2 separate regions of the Homo sapiens genome follow, and region 1 is linked to region 2. Evidence: chromatin loops called from intact Hi-C (ENCODE). Cell type or tissue: PC-3. All regions are shown on one strand. Each heading gives the region's core, and the rest is flanking DNA. Links, peaks and the distances in the headings are about the cores only.

Region 1 (8,498 bases), core at 87-8,086, 59 kb before region 2:
ATCCTCAACCAGATAAAGCTTATCAATAAAAAACCCACAGCTAGCATCATAATTAGTGATGAGAGAAAGCTTCTCCCTAAGATCAGAAGACAAGGATATCCACTATTGCCACCTAATAAGCATTGTACTAGTGGCTCTAGCCAGGACCGTTTGGCAGGAGAAAGAAAGAAAAGGCATCCAGATTGAAAAGGAAGAGTTCAAACTATCTCTGGTTGCAAACAACATGACCTTCAATGTAGAAAATCCTAAGGAATCCACAAAAAAGAAAAAGTTTGATGTTGCATGATGCAATGTCAATATACAGAAGCAATTGTATTTATATACACAATCCAAAAACAGGAAATTCCATTTTTTTTACAGTAGCAATACTTAGAAATAAATCTAACAAAAGTATGAGACTTAGCAAAAATTATAATCCACTGTTAAAAGACATTAAAAACCCAATAAATGGAAAGACATCTCATGTTCATGGACTGGAAGGCTTAATATGGCAATATTCTCCACATTTGCTTTATGTCATGAATACAACGCTTATGAAAATCCCAACTGCCTTTATTTTAGTATAGAAATTGACAAGCTGATCCTGCAATTCATATGGAAATACAAGGGACCTAGAATAGCCAAAACAACCTAGAAAAAACAAACTTAGGACTCTCGCTTTCAAAATTTCCTACAAAGCAACAGAAATCAAGGCAATGTGGTATTGGCATAAGAAGATATTATAGATCATTAGAATACAATTAAGAATCTATAAATAAACCCATACCTCTATAGTTGATTTTTGACAATGGGAAAAAAATCCTTTCCATAAATGGTGCTCTGACAATTGAATAGCCACGTTAGAAGAACGAAGTCAGATCTCTCTTTCATATCATATATGAAAATTAACTCAAAATGGATCAAAGACCTAAATGTAGGAGATATAACTATAAAATTCTTAAAACTTAGTCGTAAATATTCATAACCCTGGATTAGGCACAAGCAACCAAAGAAAAAATAAGTTGGACTTAAAAACAGTGTTTCAAAGGACATTATGGAGAAAGTGAAATGATTCAGAGTCCGTGTGATTGTAATCACATGCTGACAACACTCAGTCTAAGTCAGACTTCTGTTGTATTCTCACCACTCAATTTGTTTTTTTTTTTTAGCAGTATTTAATGGGTACATTTTAGAGTCTTCCATTTTGTGTGGAATTAGATCCTCCCCTTCAAATGCTGTAATTAACATTACTTAAAAAAAAAAACTTGAATATTGAAACCTAAAAAAGTGAAAAGCCCACAGAATGAAGAAATAGTTGCAATTTATATGTACATAAAAGAGTAGTATCCAGAATATATAAAGAACTCCAGCAAGTCAACAATGAAACGACCTAATTAAACAGACATTTTTCTTCAAAAATAGACAAATGGCTAATAATCCTACGAGAAGATTTACATTAACCATTAGGTAAATGAAAATCTAAACTATGATGAGACACTACTTCATATACAACTTGGATGGCTACAGCCAAAATAACAACATGCTTTGGTGCCAAGAAGTGAGATAGAAAAGTTCACATACTATATGTTTCCATTTATATGAAATGTCCAGAATAGGCAAATCCATGGAGACTGAAATTAGGAAAATGGGAAAAAGTCAAAGTACTTTTTAATCCCGCTTATTAGAAATGACGCCTAGGTTCCTCTATACTTACATGTAAAATTTTGTTTGCTTGGTAGGTATCTTAAGGTATACATAATTTTCTGTCATTCCTTCATTATATTTTGAACATTTTCCATGTCATCGACATGGGCTGTTTCCTCCAGTATTTTACTGTCAGGCATCTAGGATGTTGCGAACTCTTGATGCTGTCATTCTAAATCTACATATAAATAAATATTTTAAATAAATCTGTCTGAATTTCATTTCATAAGGAAAATTCTAAGAAGCAGAATTATATAATGAAAAGATGATTTTCGTGGCTGTTAACCTGAGATGATGAATAAACCAAAGTTTGTGTAATGGTTTTATTGCCCTTTACCAAGGGGAGAAAAATACACATTACAGAAATAGCAGCAACTTTAATTACAAGCAAAGGTTGATTTTATTCCCACACCCCCAATGACTTGTTTTGGTTTCAGCAAATAATTTATTAATAAATGCATCTAGTAAACCTCAAATAGTTATACTGAATATTTAAATTCATTGGCTAAAATTATGGCTTAAACAGTTGATATGTGAACCAAACACCACAATAAAAATGGGTTTTTAAAAATTAAGGTATATAACAAATAAATTACCAAATTTTCTGTAAACCTGCCAAACTTCTTGCCTGGGGGCCTCCTATCTCTATTAGTTGTAAAAGAATATTGTATAAAAGAAATGATTCATTCACGGCCTAACCCACAGGAATACAGTTAACTTATACTGGTGCCCTGCTTTCAAGAATGTTTGAGATGAACTCAGCAGCACAGTGTTTTATTTCAGATACTTGAAAAGATCACAGCTCTTTATAATGGTAAATCATTTTTATTGACTGAATATTCACACCAAACACAAAAGCAATGCTGGTTCTTCTCCTTAATGGACTAGGATAGGAGAAGAGAGTTCAGTTTAGTTTCTTGCTGGGCTGCATGTACTCACATGCAAAACATTATCTTTAAGATTCAGGGAAAGGTGGTTTGAAACAAAGACTTAAATAAAAATAGCACCAGAAGGACCAGGTACCAATAATCACATACTCCACCCATTCGGGAGTTTCATTTTGTGAAATATTATTGCACTTGTAATGTAAAAAGTAAATGATAGTAAATTACCCAACTCAGTAATTTTAAATACTTCGATGTATTCTGAACTAAGCAGTTTCAAAATGGTTTTGAGTTTCTCTTCAAAGGAAACCTGGCTAAGACAACTAAATCTAGCCATTTACTTTAAAAAGCAAGGAGAGAGGACCAAGTTTTGTTTCTAAACTACAACTGCACTATGAGAAAAGAGGCTATTTTAGATAGTGGTACGAATTTGGTCCACATCAAATACATCGTTATTATAAAAATAAACAAGTTTGTTTTTTGTAAAAAATAACATTGCATTCCTTGTTCAAATTGCACAGTACAAACAAGCTGTCTTAATACTGTTATAAGGTAATTAGAATTACATACAGTGGATGGGTGTTTAAAGCAATTAAGGAGTATGCAGTTGTTTTCATAATGTATGAAAACAAATTTAAGTCATTTCTAGAAGTACATAAAATACTTTAAGTTTACAATGAAGAATGCATTCTTTACACACTAATTTTTAGTAGCCGTGGTAATACAGGATTCAGCAGTCTATTTACATAGAAGTCCATCTTTATTCAATTTACAAAAGCAATAAATAAGAGACTATGTTAATTTGCACAAAACTTGCTGCATTTCATGATCAGTGTGACCATTTCTGTTACTTCATGACCAAGCCAATAAACCTGTCTTCCTCAGTTTTGCAGAGGAGCAAGCCCTGTCTTTGTATGTGTAGACATGCAGAATCCAGCATTAAAACCTTGCAAATTATAATACAAGCCCTAAAATATGAACAGTGCCTTTGAATATATTTACACAAGAGTATTCACAAAAAGATACTGTTCTTTAATACAAAATAGTTTAGTGGTATCTAACAGCAAAATTGAGAAGAACCCCCTCAGACCTCTGCCCACATTGGTCTAATGGGAATCAAGCTTGCTAAAACAAGCACATTAACTCACAGGTAAATAGCTTCCATCAATTCTGGACTGGGATTTGACTGGCTAGTAAAGCCAAGGAGAATGTTTCCATCACACTGGCACATATTGTGCCCCAGGGTAGCAATCTATTCAGGAGGACTGATTAAAGAGTCCAGCTGTATCCAAGGGAGCAAACAGGTAGCTCAAGTACCTGACAGACTATAGCAAGCACCTTAGCATTTATTTTTTAAAAAGCAATCTGGACATAATGCAGAACCGGGAAATGTGAGAAGATGTAAGTAGTGAAAAAGTAAGCTCACCTGGGGCAAAACAATTCCTGTGGTTTAAGAGCTACCAACCTTTGAGTAAAACCAAAATATTCTCATGTACATCTGTACAATATTTACTTTTCACTGCAGCTTAAAATTTTTTTATGAAAGATGCTTTATATCACATTTTTATGGAGTCAAAAAGATTTCTTAGACAAGAAAGAATTAGTTAAAATCTACTAATACTTACCGAAGAGTCTCTGAACTGAGTTCTCCTGTTAAATCATCCAACTATGTTACAACGTACTGAGCTGCACGCTGCTGCTAATTAATACTGCCCCTTTGTGATGGAACCTCACTGTTAGGACACAGAACAGTCGTAAGTCCCATCCTGAAAAGGTTCTTCCTCCTCTGCTTGGGCTGTGTCCTCCTCTTTCCGGCTGACCATATTGCTGCTTCCAACTTCACCCTGGGGGATGCTTCCATGGCTGGAGGAGCCCCTGCTCTCCTCTGCCCGGGGGCTAGTCTGTTCTGGAGTCTTACCCATAGTTATTGGTTGGAAGGCATCTGGCTGGACCTGCTCTTCTGTTATCTCACTGAGCTTCTGCAGTTGTGGCTTAATGATGTTTAAAAATGGCTTATATCCAGGACTATGTAGAGAAAAAAAACATTAGCTCATCTGCCATAATTCAAAAGGTTTGGTAGAACATTACGGGTGAACTTCTACTGAACATTGATATGGTAAAGACGACGATAGATTAGGAGGGGAGAGAGGAGGCAAAGAAGGTAGGGAGGAAAGGCTTCTTGGCTGTCCTGCCCAGCAGAGGGGGCTGCACATTGCATAAGCCTGAGGCTTAAGTTTCTAAGCATTAGGGGCAAAGGCTGATGTTTTAGAACCAGTATTACAACTAAAAATTATATTTTACAATTGAAAGGCCAACAGGAGCTTAGACTTGAAAAAGGACCTTCAGACAACATTTAACCTAAATGCATTTGCCAATTAAGGAAAACCAGATCCAAGTAAGGGAAGTAACTAGCTCCAAATACACACATTAACTGGTAATAAAGACAGGGCTAGAGTCCAAGGCTCTTAACTGCAACCACAACTCTAATTTGGATTTGCTTGTAACTGCCATGGAATGTTAAATTCACATGGACCTTAAGTTTGAATCTTTTCAAGTAGATATTTGTAGACCATTGCTTTCAATTTCACAGGGATGCAAATCTGAAGTTCCAGTCTAATTCTAAGCTCATTTGCACTGCATCAATCTTAAGTCAGTGATATACATTCACACTATAAATTATACACTGACCAACAGTGTAACCTTACTCGATGGAATTATCCATTTAAATAGCTGGGTATAGAATGATTACTAAAGAAAGTAGCTTAAAAATGAACATATAATAAATAATATATAATAAATAAATAAAATGTAACACATGAACCATAACTAGGCCTTAATGTGAAAGGACAGGATTCACCAAAAGACATGGAAGGACACCAAGCCTAAGGAAAGCAGCACTTACCAGTCTGTAGAGGCCCATCGGTCCACTGCATGGAGCCCTGTCTTTATGTTCTGTAACATCTCTCCATCTACCTCTGAAGACTGTGTAATAACCAAAATCTGATTGATTATTGAGGATTCTCTAAGAATCAGGCCTATAACGATGCACCAGTCTAGGCACCCTGCCTCCATGAAAATGTGTAGCAAATACCTAAATATAAGCAGAAACAAAATGATTTATGCTAAGAAAGATCTATAAGATGTACAGAAGTGCAATGATTATTAGGAGAGTAGCCCCATACCTATTTGCCCAAATACTCTGAGTAGGCATTCTGTGATTTCAAATAGCCAAGAAACTCACCGAAGCTGGACCTGGGATTTATGAGGCCCTTTACTGGCCAACTCCATGGAAATGTGCTCCAGCTCTGACTGAGTTAAACTGAGTGTAGAGAAATTTTCATCCACCATTGTCCAGTCGCCATCCACCATGGAGCTACTTTCAGTCAAGTCTGTGGCTGAACCAATACTGCATTCATCACCTGATGAAGAATTGCCAAAAGTTACAACCAACTTCGTGGAGAAAATATATTTTCCTTTAATTTTAAATATTAGCTGTTCCTCAGATGTTGATTTCTCAGGATCTTGAAACTAAAACATGAAATCCATGGCTAAAATTACCATGTGAACATAGAAAACATTTAAAGAAAGAATTAGATAACCGACATTATGTACCTTTAGATGGAAAAATATACTACCACCACCTATGAAGCAGTCTTCCCCAACTCCCTCAATAAAATCTAGCTAGAGTTTGACCAAGTCTTTACATTCAGCTACTACAGGAAATAGAGGAAACTGTTAAACTAAACCATGGAGATGTAATAAGCAAAATCATTATTGTGAGAAAATCCACAAAACCAAATTTCTTCCATGAATAAACTGCAAGGAAGGGAAAAGGAGAGGGTGGGGGAACATCCACTTAAAAAGAGAATTAAGAACACAATCACAATATGTGAACCTTATTTAAATCTTAACCTATACAAAATTATGATGTCTATGAAACAATTAGAAATCTGAATACTTAATGGATATTTGATGGTACCAAGGAATTATCAAATTTTTATAGGGATGATAATGGTATTTTGGTCATAATTCTTAAAGAGTCCTTGTAGGAAAAAAACTGAAATATTTATAGATAATATGTCATGGATTTTCTTCAGTTAATACAAGAGTGGGGAGGTACAACAAACATATGTGGCCATTAGTGATGTAAGCTGAGTGACGGCCACATGGGGGAGGGAGGAGAACCCACTATATTATTAACTGTACTTTTTAATATATTTGAAATTATCTCTTGAAAAAAGTTTTCTAAAGTGATGGCACCATCTCACACCCATTAGGATGACTACTATCAAAAAACTGAAAGTGAGTGTTGGTGAGATGTGGAGAAAATAGAACCCTTGTCCACTGCTGATAATTTAAAATGGTGCAGTTGCTATGGGAAACATGGCGATTCCTCAAAAAAAATGCAAGTAGAATTATGACCCAGCAGTCCCATTTCTGGATATATATACCCAAAATAACTGAAAACAGAGTCTCACAGAAATATTATATACCCACATTCACAGCAGCATAATTCACAATAGCCAAAAGTAAAAGCAACCCAAGTGTCCATCATCAGAAGAATACACAAAACGTGGTATCTGCATACAAAGGAATAAAACATGCTCCAAAAAGGATGAACATGAGGACATTATGCTAAGTGAAATAAGCTGGTCAGAAAAAGACAAACACTATATGATTTCCTTATATGAAGTACCTAGAATAGTCAAATTCAGAGAGAAAAAATAAAATGGTGGTTGCCACTGGCTGGGGGAAGAAGGTATGAGGAGCTGCTGTTATTAAGTAACATATACAGAGTTTTCGTTTTGAAGATGAAGAGCATTCTGGAGGCTGATTGCAGAACAATGTGGGCATAATTAACACTACAAACTCTGCTTAAAAACGGTTAAGCTGTTAAATTGTGTATTCTACCACAATTTAAAACAAAACTAATGAGATCTGTAAGCCTCCTCACATAGCAGAAGCTCAGGTAATAGTGATGACAGACTGATAATCAAACATTAGACAAATGCCTGGCCACTAAAAAAACTGCAAACTCAGACAAATTGTTGTTTAAGCTCCTATACTATATAACCCTATGCCAACACAAATTGCTTCAAAACCTCTTCAGTTTGTGATTTACCCATTACTACAGAGCAGAGGTTGGTGTACATTTTTTTGTAAAAGCACCAGATAGTAAATACTACAAGCTTTTAAGGCCAAGAGGCAAAATCAAGGATATTATGTAGGAACTTATATAGCAAGAGAAAAAGCAAATGTCCACAATTTTTATTGATGAAATAAAAAACATTACCTCCTCACATATTCCAAAAGAAAAATAAATAAAAAACATAAAAATGATAATGCAGTAAAATTTGTTATGATCCACATCTAATTATGATAAAAATGGAATTCTTTATATGAGGATAACATTTTGCTTACTTGGGGCTCAAAGTTAGTGTTTCCTTATCATCAAAATTGATTTACAAAGATTCATCTATTAATGTTGATCTGTACTATTTATTTTGTTCACATAAAATAAATATGGCAAAGTACAGTCAAGGCCAGTTTGGCCTTGTTCTACAAACTTTCTACCTCTCCAGTGGATACAAATGGTTAATCCTCCATCACGATAGAAAAAGAATGAAGGTCTATCTCTGAAGTGCTATAGCACATAAATTTTCTTCAAAGGAACTGAAGAGCTAGGATTTAAAATTACATTTACCTTTATTAGATAAAGGTGACAAGAAGGCATCTTGCATTTGTGGTCCATGGGATGAAGCTGTGTCTATCTCATGATGGGTGGGGCCAATGTTGCTGAGCCAGCTCTGACTTCGCTGGATGTTGGAGATGCCAGCATCCATCTCAAGGTTCAAAAATGGGTCAGCTGATTGAGACTTTAACAGCTGCTCTCCCACTGCAGAGTGGGTCCGAAAACAAAAAATGGAGGAA
Region 2 (8,498 bases), core at 319-8,318:
GTATGTGGTGACTATACACTTGAAATATGGCTAGTGCAATAAAATAACTGAAATTTTATTTACTTTTCATTAATGTAAATTTAAATAAATTCATGTGTGACTAGTGGCTACTGTATTGGAGTATAGTTCCAGGCCAATATATTTCTTAGGTATTAGCAAGTCTCACATTGTTCATTCCTTCTACAAACATTTACTGAGCCTATCCTCTGTGACAGGTGCTATACTGTGTGCTGGATATTCGAGGATGAATAAAATATTCTCCGTCTTCAGAGGACTTCTCAGGCAAGAAATCAAAAATAGTTACATAGCATGATCTCATCACTTATCAATATTTATGAAGATATTCAGCATTTACTTCTTTAATGGGGAAATAGCCTGTTTTGCTCACCTCTGTATGCACAGCCCCAAGGGCAGTGTTAGTTAAATCTGTCACTAAATATTTGTGCAAAGGAGGCAAGAAGAGGGAAAGGGTTAGAGGAAAGAGGAACCCATAAATGAGACCGCAAAGGTACTGGCACAAAGAAAAAGACAACCAGGGAAACCAGTAGAAACTGATATCAAGAAAGCCAAGGAAGTAAGATGAATTTAAGAAAGAGTGTTCAAAGTATCAAATACTATATAAGGAAAAACAAAAAATGTTATGTGTATATTATATATACCCTATTAAATACTATTAAATTCCTTTTCATACTTAAGAGCATATTTCTGAAATATTTTAATCCATAATGATGAAAAAAATGTCTTTTAGTATTTTAATTCTTAAACTAAACCTTTAATTCTTTGGAAAGTTGACTTCAATTACTCATACTCCAAAGATTTCAGCTAATGTAGAATTTGCTGTTTTTTCCCCAACTATAAAAATACTGAAAAAGATCAGAAACAGATGTTTCTTTACCCAGCTCTATTTCTTGAACTTCACAGCCATTTGTAATCAATTAAAATTCCCAGTTTTTAGACATTTCACTTTTTAAAGCATTATATATTAATTTCAAATTTATATTTCAGTGATAAAATCTATGTGTATCATTTGGTGGGTAGAGTATAAAAAGTTTATGTTTTAGATGCACTACTATATGCTATGAAAATATGTAATTCAAAATCTAAGCTGTTGGAAATCTGAATTACTTTTGAGCCTTAAAGAAATGTAATTATGGGGCCTGAGTCACACAATAGGCAGCTATAATCTAGGCAGCTGTCATCTTTCTTTCTCTGATTATAGATTAGCTTTCTTCCTTACTGTATTGTTTTATAAATGCTGTAAATGACTAAAGGGCTCCAGGGAAGACCCCTTCCCTCTTCACTGTTGATCTTCATGGTAGATTAACTTCCCTCTTATCTTTCTTACACAAAGACTTCATGGCTATCACATTGTCTTAAAATGGAATGTTAAATACACTCTTTTTAAATTGGAAATGAAAACTAGCTGTAAAGACAAGCCATAAAGAAAACAAACTGTAACTAAATTGTAACTCATAAACCAGCCTTGTATAGAAAACATTATAATCCTACTAAACTTTATTTTCCACCTATATAAGCAAGAACTGAACTTTTTTTTTTTTTTTTTTTTTTTTTTTGAGACGGAGTCTTGCTCTGTTGCCCAAGCTGGAGTGCAGTGGTACCATCTCAGCTCACTGCAACCTCTGCCTCCCAGGTTCAAGTGATTCTCCTGCCTCAGCCTCCCTAGTAGCTGGGATTACAGGCGCACGCCACCATGCCCAGCTAATTTTTGTATTTTTAGTAGAGACAAGGTTTCGCCGTGTTGGCCAGGCTCGTCTTGAACTCCTGACCTCAGGTGATCGACCCACCTTGGCCTCCAAAGTGCTGGGATTACAGGCGTGAGCCACTGCGCCTGGCTGAACTTTTTTTTTTTTTATTTTTAAACAGTCTCTTACTCTGCTGCCCAGGCTAGAGTGCAGTGGCGCGATCTCAGCTCACTGAAACCTCCGCCTCCCGGGATTCTCCTGCCTCAGCCTCCTGAGTAGCTGCGATGACAGGCATGCGCCACCACGCCCAGCTAATTTTTCTGTTTGTGGTAGAGACAAGGTTTCACCATGTTGGCCAGGCTGGTTTTGAACTCCTGACCTCAGGTGATCCACCCGCCTCGGCCTCCCAGTGTGCTGGGATTATAGGTGTGAGCTACTGTGCCTGGCCTGCAAGAACTGAACTTTTAACTTTGGAACACTGACCCCATTTTCTGAAGTCTGTTCTCCCGGATTGGTCAGCTTTCTGCTTGCATTAATTCCAGAATCTGATCCTTTTGATTACTTCAAGTTGACAATGTCAAGAGAGGCAATTTAGCAGAGTAGTCACTGGTTTACCAGTGATTTTCCTTGGAAGGAGTCAGCATCGTTTATTCCAAACTACATTCTCCCTCTCCCCTAACCCTATCTCCCTAGAAAATCACTGTATACAACAGAGTTATCCTCCAGTAATCTGACTACCTGCTAGACAAAACTCAACAATCGTCTGACAAAATTAAGAGTTCATAATCTCTATAACATGATAATCAGTGATGCTGCAACAAACAAATGACTGGCCAGATGTGTGAATAAACAGGAAAATGTAACCTAGAGTCAAGAGAAAAATCCATCAATATAAATAGACTTATAGATAATCTTGATATTGGAATTAGCAGATAGGCTTTTTAAAAACTGTGACAGACATAATAAATAATCTACAGGAAGAGATAGATATATCCTTCTCATTTAATTGAAAGTGGACAAACTTGTTAAAACAAAGGCTGAGCCAGGCGTGGTGGCTTGTGCCTATAATCCCAGCTACTAGGAGGCTGAGGCAGGAGGAATGCTTGAGCCCAGGAGCTCGAGACCAACTGAGCAGCACAGTGAGACTACCACCTCTAAAAAAATTTAGAAATAAAAAAGCTGGTGTCAGTTGTTAAAATACTAATAATTCTATAAATGTTGGTAAATAGACCTTGCCCCAAGTCACCTAAGTGTTTGCTACAACTGACTCCCCTCCCTCAGAAAAATCTGGCCAACTGAAGGATTCATTATTGGCGTAGTAGGGCGATGTCAGAACCCTGTTCGATAACTAATAACCCATGTCTTTTCATGCTGTATTGGTTCTTAAATTTTTGTTTCTTTTGAGACACAGTCTCTGTTGCCCTGGCTGGAGTGCAGTGGCACAATCTCAGCTCACTGCAACCTCTGCCTCCCGGGTTCAAGCAATTATTGTGCCTCAGCCTCCTGAGTAGCTGGGAGTACAGGCGTGTGCCACCACACCCAGCTAATTTTTATATTTTTAGTAGAGACAGGGTTTCACTATGTTGGCTAGGCTGGTCTCAAACTCCTGACCTCATGATCTGCCCTTCTGTCCCCTTGGCCTCCCAAAGTGCTGGGATTATAGGCATGAGCCACCGTGCCCAGCCTGGTTCTGAAATATTTTTAATATCACAACTGTTAATGAGTACATTTAAAAATTTAGGTAAATACACTCTAAGTTATATCCTTAGAGAGCCTCTTCAATCATTGACTTCATTAATTTTATGAGAGCTATGTGGTATCCCAGGTGTGCGTGTGTGTTAAATGTATGTTTAAATTTAGGATCTTGGCTGGGTGTGGTGGCTCAACACCTGCAATCCCAGCACTTTGAGAGGCCAAGGAGGGGAGATCGCTTGAGCTTAGGAGTTTGAGACCAGCCTCAACAACATGGTGAAACCTTGTCTCTACAATAAAGTACAAAAAATTAGCGTGCTGTGACGTGTGCCTGTAGTCCCAGCTACTTGATAGGCTGAGGTGAGATCACTGGAGCCCAGGAGGCTGAGGCTGCAGTGAGCTGTGATCATGCCGCTGCAATTAGCTGTGATTGTGCCACTGCACTTCAGCCTGGGTGACAAGGTGAGACCCTGTCGGAGGAGTGGGGAGAGAGGTAGGGAAGGGGATGGGAGGGGAGGGGAAGGGAGGGGAGGGGAAACTCTCATTAAAATTATGTTTTTACCTTCTAAACATTCTCTATCCTCAATTAATAACAAAAGTTAGATGCTTAACATTAATATTTTTTCTTCAAATCAAAAATAAAAGATGAGATAGTACTCTTACCCCTATAAGCAACAGCATAACCAATATCCTAGCCTTATCTGACTTATATTTGTGGTGACAGGAGGGAAAATAATTGGTTATAAAAATCTAAGTTTCATGTCTTCTCACTCGATTTAAAATCTATAGCAAATTTCAAATTTCCAGCAGTTATGTGTTTCAGGTGCTGATAACTTTGTTCTGAAATGCAGTTATTTCACTGGAGTTTTGAGAGAAACCTTACAGATTTCCAACCACCTAAATTCATAGATTAAAACCTAGCACCTGACAGGTTAAACTTGGACAAGATGGCAGAATTGTTTTTTTTTCTTTTTGGCTCTTTTTCTATTCTATTTCCATGCACCATACAAGGTTTCCCACCAGGTGGAGGTAGAAAGCCAAGCCTGTACAATTCCACCTTTTCTTGGTACCTACAGACACTCAGAATTCCTTATGTATCAAGTTACTTTCTTGAAAACGATTCCCATGCTGAAATAAATAAAATGTGAAGTGATGAATAACCTTGTGACCAAGGCGATGAGTAACTTTGAACTCAATCTTCTGTAACACTGATTACATTTAAGCAAATAATAATTGTGTTCTTTTCTATGAGAATAAGATATGAAGGGGATGGACCAAACAAGGCAAGACAATACCCAGCCACTTGCATAGTTTTAATGTTTCAGTATCATTCTGTACAGTACTCTAACAAGAGAAATGGTGAAATAAACCTTTACTTAGAACTGTGAGTCAGAGGGATTTTTTTAAAAGTAGCATGACATTCATATAATTCAATACATTTACATAGTTCAATATTAAAAAAGAGTACACAATAAAAAGCTTTTCCCCCAAACCTGTCCCATAGCTACTCAGTTCTCATCCCCAGTTTCTTATGTATTCTTCCAGAAAAATACATGCTCTCTCTTTTAAACAAGATGGAGATACCTCATCTCCCTTTTAAAAACAAACATTAGCAACATAAGCATTTTGCTTTTTTCACCCAACAACATATTTGGAAAGATTTTTTTCCATAAAGAATGTCCTCAATGTTTTTACAGCTGCGTATCGTTTAAATAAATTTTCTTATATCTACACAATGGAAAAGATATGCAGCTAAACTAAGTGACAACTAAAACATCAATAGTGGAACAACAATTAAAGAAATAAAGCCAAATTGTAGGTAAGATTTTTTCTACCAATGGGTATAAAATAGATTTTTGGTATTCTGGTATTTCTGGCCACTTTGTCATAAAACCTTTATTCATACTTGGATGAAAAAGTGTAACTTTCTTCCAAGTGTATATAAACTTCCCAGAAGCTTATGGCAACTTTGGAAACAAAGGCACTTTCTCTTTTCCTCAACTTGTGTGCTTTCATCAGTATTGTTTTGGGAAATATGGACTGTTATCACTCAATCAAACAATTCTAGACCTTATAAAATATAAATTTCAAAATAAGATTATAGTTGGTATATTCAATTTTATTATAATAATTTAAGTATTAAGTGCCATCTGTAAAACTTCCATTGTCTTATAAGGGTTAATCAAGCATTTCCAGAACTAAGAAGTTATCTTGAATTAAAAGAAATTAAACTAACTTTCCTGTTGGTCATGGGATTTACGAACTACATTGTCTACTGTCATCACACAATGTCAAATTTAACCAAAGTACTGTACCTCATGATGGGTGCTTGTAAATCCAGTATTTTCCTCATCTCCAAATTTAATGCTGGAGCACACTGTTCTTCCTTAAAATGGGGTGTCCCCTTCATTTGTGGACTTCCTCTAAAACAAACAGCATAGAGTTAAAGAAAGATGCTGAATTTGCCTCCATTCTGTGGCTAATACACATACAATCAAATAAAGTAAATGAAATAAAACTTACAAATCAGGTATTCATCCTTCAGATTCTCAAATGAAAAACAGACTTAAATTCTATTATAGCAGACATTATCTACTTATCAATTGGAAATAAATGTTTGACCAATGTAATTTGTGTTAGGAGGGTGGGAAGAAGAGCAGAGAATCTGAGAAAAAAACCCACTTGAAATAAAAGTGAACTAACTCTAAAGAGAACCAACAGGCATTTTGTTTAAAATTCCTGAGGGCCCTTTCTAAGGTGGACAACTATGGAAAAAAGTATCATTCTATACAGTATCTGTCCCAGTGATCCAAATCGTGTGGCTTCATCTTTACTTACTCCACACCTTATCCTTCATTCCTATTCTTTGGGTGTGAATCAGAATTAAGGTGAAATTCAAGGGTGCAATTAGGAGATGTTTCACAAGTTACTTAGTAATAAGTAGCTAAATACCTAAAATTTTAAATCCCTGGCATCAAATAGCTGCAGTAGAGTGCTGGGTCAATGCCAACTTAACTGAACTGTCACACACGACCCTTCAAAGGACTACAGGTTGTTTTGTATTCTTTATCTCCACATGGCATGGTAGACCAGTATCTTCTTCAGTGCCTGTGCTGGAATTTAACAGTTATCTGTCTCTCACCATCAGCTATCACTTGTGGCAACAATTAGCCTGCTGATGTCATCTCTCCCTTTCCAGTCAAGTACATTCCTATAATTTGTCGATACTATTAAAATATGCACAAAGAGGCAAACAAGTCCAATAGCTTTCAAAGTTCCTGGCTTTGGGAAATATATTTTGATGCTCATTTTTTTAGTTTTCTTTCTTACTTATTTTTGCTTATTTTTTTGTTACAGACTATTTTTCTTATAAAGTTTTGTGGTGATTTATTACCATTCTATCCTGCTACTACTATGAACTGGAGTACTTACTTAATTCCTTCTAAGTCTAAATGACTAAACTAGCTAATGTTTAACCATACAGGTTCGTGTTCAACTAACATGTCTGACTGATGTGACAGCCTGTAAAAAGGACATGAAAGTAATTAGTTTATAGGAGTCACATTTAAACTGCTGAACACACAGTCTGTGATGATTTACTGAGATGTCTTCGATGTATTAATATATCTGGTTTTAAAGTTAAATTTTATTTTCCAAAGTAATATATATACAGAAGTTAAAATTCAAATAGGGCTAGAAAGCTTAAGACAGAAAACAACACAGAGGTAGACTCCTTTCAGTGGAAACTTAAAAAGACATATGTCTTCTTTTGAGAAGTGTCTGTTCATATCCTTTGCCCACTTTTTGATGGGGTTGTTTTTTTCTTGTAAATTTGTTTGAGTCCTTTGTAGATGCTGGATATTAGCCCTTTGTCAGATGAGTAGATTGCAAAAATGTTCTCCCATTCTGTAGGTTGCCTCTTCACTCTGATGGTAGTTTCTTTTGCTGCGCAGAAGCTCTTTAACAGACACATGAAAAAATGCTCATCATCACTGGCCATCAGAGAAATGCAAATCAAAACCACAATGAGATACCATCTCACACCAGTTAGAATGGTGATCATTAAAAAGTCAGGAAACAACAGGTGCTGGAGAGGATGTGAAGAAATAGGAACACTTTTACATTGTTGGTGGGACTGCAAACTAGTTCAACTATTGTGGAAGACAGTGTGGCGATTCCTTAGGGATCTAGAACTAGAAATACCATTTGACCCAGCAATCCCATTACTAGGTATATACCCAAAGGAATATAAATCATGCTGCTATAAAGACACATGCGCATGTATGTTTATTGCGGCACTACTCACAATAGCAAAGACTTGGAACCAACCCAAATGTTCAACAATGATAGACTGGATTAAGAAAATGTGGCACATATACACCATGGAATACTATGCAGCCATATAAAAGGATGAGTTCATGTCCTTTGTAGGGACATAGATGAAGCTGGAAACCATCATTCTCAGCAAACTGTCGCAAGGACAAAAAACCAAACACCGCATGTTCTCACTCATAGGTGGGAATTGAACAATGAGAACACTTGGACACAGGAAAGGGACCATCACACATCAGGTCCTGTTGTGGGGTGGGGGCAGCAGGGAGGGATAGCATTAGGAGATATACCTAATGTAAATGACGAGTTAATGGGTGCAGAACACCAACACAGCACATGTATACATATGTAACAAACCTGCACATTGTGCACATGTACCCTAGAACTTAAAGTATAATAAAAATATATATATATATAAAATAAAGATAAAAAGGAAAACAAACAAAAAAGACGTATGTCCTGATTTGAACAGACCAACTCCTAAAATAACAGCTCTGAGTTAAAATGGGAAAACTGAACACAGACTGAGTATTTGATGACACTAATAAACTATTAATTCTGTTGGGTAATAATATTGTGGTTTGGTTTCCTTAAAATGTCTACCTGTTACAGACAAAACAGAAGCATTTAGGGTTGAATGATATAGTATATGAAAGTTGCTTTAATAATTAAAAAGTATGCATGCATGGGGAGAGGGGGATGTTGACAACTTTTGAATCTGGGAGATAAGTACACTGGGGACATGTCCTTTTAGATTCTCAAGTGTGGCTG

What was found. Hi-C counts contacts between places; a loop is a spot of excess contacts. Peaks named below come from ENCODE experiments on the same cell type or tissue, not always from the same donor. Only the 100,000 strongest peaks of a DNase experiment are listed, where the experiment ranks them.
Region 1: it touches region 2 in a loop (2.0-fold over the local background); 2 of 110 quality-filtered maps call a loop at or near these places.

Annotation. Positions count from the first base shown.
Region 1 is chr9:5,770,052-5,778,549 of GRCh38, reverse strand. RIC1 (RIC1 partner of RAB6A GEF complex) reads right to left here. Exons shown (of 26, transcript NM_020829.4): 23 at 8,272-8,463; 24 at 5,809-5,986; 25 at 5,470-5,658; 26 at 1,993-4,592. The coding sequence ends at 4,304. Among named protein-coding and RNA genes, the nearest start is that of ERMP1, 59 kb to the left of the region's middle. In PC-3, for the core only: no CTCF peak of the experiment used is centred there; no DNase peak of the experiment used is centred there.
Region 2 is chr9:5,711,216-5,719,713 of GRCh38, reverse strand. It overlaps RIC1 (RIC1 partner of RAB6A GEF complex), which reads right to left. Exons shown (of 26, transcript NM_020829.4): 4 at 5,711-5,818. It overlaps LOC124902115 (a long non-coding RNA gene), which reads left to right. Exons shown (of 2, transcript XR_007061409.1): 2 at 216-695. Among named protein-coding and RNA genes, the nearest start is that of INCR1, 86 kb to the right of the region's middle. In PC-3, for the core only: a CTCF peak has its summit at 4,420 (motif pointing right); a DNase peak (open chromatin) is centred at 4,483; H3K4me3 peaks cover 205 bases; H3K27ac peaks cover 1,652 bases.